Regions from separate parts of the Homo sapiens genome. Here region 1 is linked to region 2. The links are chromatin contacts, found by Hi-C or POLR2A ChIA-PET in ENCODE. All regions are on one chromosome and are shown on one strand. The core of a region is the stretch at or near the end of the contact, and the rest is flanking DNA. Distances in the headings are between cores, read along the strand shown.

Region 1 (2,700 bases), core at 11-2,510, 310 kb after region 2:
GAAAAGAGAAGATTGGAATCCAATTAGTAGATTGGAATTGATGAGTTAGTTAAGGGCTTTAGCATCCTACCATGGGCTGTGGTTTTTCCCCCTGAACCTATGGGCATGTTTTGATTGAAGATGATGGCTGGAAGCTGCCACGTTTGAAGGGCTAGAGAAAGAGCCTGGGTTTCCTGTGTCAGATGATACAAACTAGAAACTAGAAACGCTACATGGTAGGGAGGCAGTGGGGGACAGAAGAAAAGACATCATTATTCTTTGTCTCTTCTTTTCCCTGGGGGAAATGTTGGCATCCAAATATTCAACAGTAGGTTGACATGTGGAAAGTGGCCTAGCCAAAGGATCTGTGGTGATCGGGAGTCATAAATCAGATATGAGAGGGAGAGACCATATGGTGCAGAAAGAAAGTGACGATGCGATTCTTTCAGCTATAGCCACTCACGTGCACTCTCTTACCCAGTAGAGAGAGGGGCCCCTTTCCACTGTTTCTTTTCTACTTCCCCAGTGAACCTGCAGGAATGTCAGCTGAAATACCTTGCTCTTTTCTACACATTTCTGAATCAGCCAAGATGTCAGTGACCTGGAAAGGACTCAGGTGAGAGCCAGAGAAATGATTAAAGAGCCGGTGATGCCGATGATCCAGTGGGTGTCTCCTCTCCGCACCACTAGAACTGACTTATGGGAAGATAGTCAAATAACTAGATATGTGTTGTTTGGCCCAGGGCAGACAAGAAGGAAGGTATGGGGTAACTTGTCTCCAATGGAGTTGCCAACAGCCAATGAATTATTGTGTCTTTTCCTCTCCAAATGGACTGTCAGTATACATATATATATTTTCAAGTTTTATTGAAAATAGTTACCTCAAATTTACTTGCACTTATTTTCCTGAGAGTCTGAGGAATCACATTCTCATTGCTGCAGGCCCCCAGAAGTTTTGAAACAGCCTCTGCCACGCCACGCAACTCTACTCACCCAGAGAAATTGCCTTCCCTCTTTTCCCTCAACTTGTCTGGAGATGAAAAGGATGAGATTGAAACCCCTTTTCTTAGAGACACGTCCCCTCCCTTGCTGGTTTCTGGCTTCTCTTTTCGGTGTGTGAGCAAAATCATTTTATTAAACCATTTGTCAGGGGGCAGATGGGAAGTCTGTCTTTCCCATTAGTTAGCAGAAAGTGACCCCAGCAGCTGTGGAGGGAATCGGTCAAGCCATTGCTACCAACCAGACCAGGGTGGAGAAGGAGGCCGGGCTTTGCTCAGTTGTCACAAGGTCCCAGGCGGCTCCCCAGGAGCCTTGGAACTGATGAGGCCCTGTTTTTATTGGCCATGCCTGTGGTAGGCTGACTTCCTTCACTCTGAGCTTCAGGCCAGCCAGGGAAGGGGGCAGGGGCCACTAGCATTGGGAAGCTTTCGTACTTTGCCCTTAACACTCCATATCCCTGTTTAATTAATTTCCTAACTTTGTGGGGGAAAAAGATGAAATAAATAAGGCCAACTGACCACTTCATAATTTGTTTCTGAAGCTTGGCTGGACATAAAAGTCTCCCTTCCAAAACCACACGGCATAATTTATTTTACGATTCCCTCTCGGCACCAGGTCTGGGCTAACCTTGAGTTTGGAGGCTGTGCCTTCGCTTCCTGGTGCTGGTGGTCACAGTGTGTCCTTTCTTGGCAGTGGCCATGGGCCCAGCAAAACAGACCTCTGAAAGGCGAGCAGATTAATCATTTTGAAGGCATGCTCGCCTCAACAGTTCCCCTGCAGGATGTCGGAGAACCGGAGAGAGGGGACTGCTGTAGTTCACAAGGGGCATAGGGAAATGCCTGAAGACTCACAAAAACAAGGGGGTGAACAACAGAAAAAGAATGAGTGCTTTTAAATTGTACATGCTGGAGTTTTCACTAACCGAAAAGTATTACCAAAAAATATATTGCCACTCCTAGAGCACAAACTGTGATGAGTCCAACCCTTTTATTACAATCAGGCTTTCTCTAAATATATTATGCCCTGCAGGTCAAAATGATTTACTTCTCTATTTTGGGACATCTGAGTTCTATTCTACTGTTGCCAGTATGTTTTCAGCTGTGCCAGAACCGAGCAGGTCTGCGGCTCCTTTGTAACATCAAAACGGAGACATTTATCATTGAGATTTATCATGGGACAGCCTGCCAGATGGTTTGGGTATTTTAAAGGTGAACTGTTTGGGCCTTGATTAGCTCATGCGGACTTCTAGCTAAAGACAACTCTATCAGCTGCTCAGTGGAAAGACACTGACGTCCCCCTCCCCCCAGCTCCCTCCCTCTGTTCTTCTAGTAATGCAGAAAATATTAATGTAATGGCAGATGTGGCATAGATTGTCATTTCAGGAAGAAAACCAAGCCATAACCAATTCCACTGATTGCATTCTAATTATAATGTGACCTCCTGTTGCTTTGCATAGAGGCAGTATTCATTTCAGTACACCACTGTAAAACTTGCCTAGTCAACGACCCTCAAAGGGGCAATTGTAAGATTTAAGCTTGGATTTTTTTGCTCATACCAAAGTCCTTTATTCTGCCAAGCCTCTGCTGATTGGGCCAGAAAGAATGCATTTGATTATATAGACTAAACTTATTGGGAACAGAACCTCTGTGCTTTGAAATGCTTTTCATTCAAATTACATTCAGACATTCAATCAACATTGATTATGATATGGATTGGCAACAG
Region 2 (2,700 bases), core at 179-2,678:
GGGACCTGGGGGATACTGGACAGCAAATTAGATGTGGGTTTTCATTGTGTTAGGCCAACAGAAATTGGTAATGCAATCTTGCGCTGTATTTTCCAGCAGTCCCCTGGAGCAGCTGGGAGGAGAAAGCCTCTTTCACCAGCCAAGATCAAGTCTGCTCGCCCCACACACTCCTGAAGAATGGCCTGGCTGGGGCTGGGGTGGAGGGAGGGGTCGCTTTACTTTCCCCTGGCCCCTACCTCACAGGGATGGTGACTTTCCTTTCTCTAAGCCTTACCCTGACCCTGTGTCCTTGGAGAGTCGGTCTCTTTCCTGTCTCCCAGCGTCTTGCTGCAGAATGCTGTGGGATGTTGGTCTGCCTGGGACAGCCAAGGGAGGACAGTCCTGCCTGGAAAGTCCTGGTCTGCAGGGAAGACTTGGCCTCAGGTGTTTGTTTCCATGTAAGCTAAACATAGCCATCTTTTCTAGTGATCCTGGCTTCCTCCCCGCTCTCCCTCACACTCACACCCCCATCCTCTTCCTCATGAAGGATTTCACCTGCAGATAGCCTCTATAGACAGAGGAATATTTGACAAAACACAAGCATCTGCCCCAGCAGCTGTTCCCAGCAATGGGGATCAGTCACCAACTCCTCCCACCTCCTCCTTCTCATGCTTCACTCTTCTGCACCACCCCCCGCCCAATTTTATAGTCTTCTCAAGTTTAAAGACTTCCCTTGACATGCATAAAACCAAATTTCTCTTCTGGGGACCAGTGAACACATATTCTGATTTTTTTCTAGTTCCTCGCCTTACCCCATTCTCAGGAAAGCCCAGTTACTTCGTGAGTTCAGAGCACTTCCTTGCTGGGGCGCCTGCTAAGTGGGGTGAGTTTAACTGGAGCACCCCTCCCAACTTTTGGGAAAGAGTTCACTCTCACCAACCCATACTTTCTGCCTTTCCTTCTCTGGGATTGTCTTACCTCTGGAAATCCTTCAGGGACTTCTAGGGAATGGCTATGTCAATGGGGCTGGTAAAAAGCAGCTGTGGGCTGGTAAATGTCAGAAGCTGTTTGCAAGGCTGGGAAAATTCACTGTTTATTTCTTCAAACAAGCCCTAGTTTCCTCCACTGAGAATGTTCTTCATCAAACTCATCATTCAGGTTTGTATTCAGAGCAGTTTAGCTTAGGCATGCAATTGTCAGTCAACACTCGTAAGTAAGTGGCCAAGTTTAAAGTTACTCTTTGAATATTTCTATACACTCTATTCAGTAAGTGTTCACCAAGTCCCTTCTCTGTGGCTACCACACAGCTAAATACTCATGTGTATATGTGTGGGAGAGAGAGCGTTTTACTCTCGTGGAGGGGCCCGAATGAAAAAGGCATCACCGTGGAAGAACTTGAGCTTTCAGTCCTGATAGGTCATGGATATAAATGGATGGCAGCTGCTAGCACAGTGATTTATGAGTGATGCTCCCAGCCAAAGGAAGTCAGGCACATTCTAGAACTGCAGACCGCTGTGTACAGGGCATCTCAGTATATTTAGCAAAATGAGATTGCAAACCACAGAAAAAAGGGCTGAGTGGGTGGAGAGGAAGAACATTCTCTGGCCAGAAACTTGCTGAACTTTGAGGCCAGGGACCGGAGGCTTTGCAGAGGTGGGGAGAGACGTTCTTTGGCTTGTCCGACAGAAATAAATCACCACTGAGGAGATATACCAAAGGCCAATTATATGGAGTGTTTTCTTGGAAAATCATCTCCCAGACAGGCCCTGTAAATCATCCCCAGCATTGGCAGACATTCAGATCTGCCTGGTGGGGCGGGTGGCATGCCAGTGCACCCCAGTGTCAGGTAGAGGAATTACACAGGGGTAGTCTCGTTGTAGCAGGGAAAACAGAGGTCAGGTACTAGCTGTCTTCATCCGAGGAAGCAGTGTAGGGCAGAACTGTTTGTTCTGTCCTAGGAATTGTAGGGCCAAGGCTTTTGACCAGGTTTTGCCACTTACTTGTTCTGCGACTTTCAGATTCTCTACAAACAGAGTGGGGACTGGGTTATCTCTGAGGTTCCTAGAAGCCCTGACATTAATTTTATGCCTTTGTGTTCTCTATAACTTCTGCATAGCGTAAGCTTTTGCATACCACACCCTATGCTGGTAATTATCCCAAGAGAGACAAAAATTTCCATCTACCCAGCAAGGTTAGTCATACAGGATCATCTTGGGAGGGTGATTGGGGTCCCTCAAAGCCAGGTCCTCAGTGTAGCTGTAGAGAGAGATGGGAATTTAGCCTGGAGAATGAAGAGCTAAGGGGGATGCCAGAGGTACTGTGTTCAATATTGGAAGGGCTTCATGTGGAAGAGGGATCCGTGTCTGTTGTCCTACTCTGTAGGCCAAAAACAGGACCAATGAACTGCAAATAGAGGGGCCCAAAAGGAAGGAAAAGATAAACCAGCAATCATTATTCCATTGCTCAGTGACACAAACTTTGATTTCCTCAGTGTTTGAAAATATAGCAAGAACTCTTAACTGGCCAAATGTGGTGGCTCACACCTGTTATACCAGCACTTTGGGAGGCTAGAGTGGAAGGATTGCTTGAGCCTGGGAGTTCAAGACCAGCCTGGGCAACATGCAGACCCTGTCTCTACAAAACAAACAAACAAAAAATTATCTGGACAAGGTGTACCTATAGTCCCAGCTACTTGGGAGGCTCAGGTGGGAGTATCACTTG

What was found. Hi-C counts contacts between places; a loop is a spot of excess contacts on that map. ChIA-PET counts read pairs that join two places held with the same protein, here RNA polymerase II (POLR2A). Pooled maps may share reads with other maps.
Region 1: a loop to region 2 is called in a map of transverse colon, with 7 times the contacts of the local background. The contact joins two enhancer-like sites. A Hi-C loop is called at or near these places in 1 of 168 maps with a recorded cell type or tissue (transverse colon) and 3 of 50 pooled maps. POLR2A ChIA-PET finds 5 or more read pairs at or near these places in 2 of 52 experiments (OCI-LY7 and T-cell).

The regions. Positions count from the first base shown.
Region 1 is chr10:76,395,996-76,398,695 of GRCh38, forward strand. The region is part of intron 6 of LRMDA (leucine rich melanocyte differentiation associated); the gene reads left to right. Among named protein-coding and RNA genes, the nearest start is that of KCNMA1-AS1, 490 kb to the right of the region's middle. RefSeq lists an enhancer at 764-2,700. Within about 2 kb of position 1,261, at least 10 of the 41 ENCODE cell types and tissues checked have a DNase peak (open chromatin) inside an H3K27ac peak, as active enhancers do; they include transverse colon, where a contact is called at or near this core.
Region 2 is chr10:76,085,340-76,088,039 of GRCh38, forward strand. All of the region lies in intron 5 of LRMDA (leucine rich melanocyte differentiation associated), which reads left to right. Among named protein-coding and RNA genes, the nearest start is that of MIR606, 530 kb to the left of the region's middle. Within about 2 kb of position 1,429, at least 11 of the 41 ENCODE cell types and tissues checked have a DNase peak (open chromatin) inside an H3K27ac peak, as active enhancers do; they include transverse colon, where a contact is called at or near this core.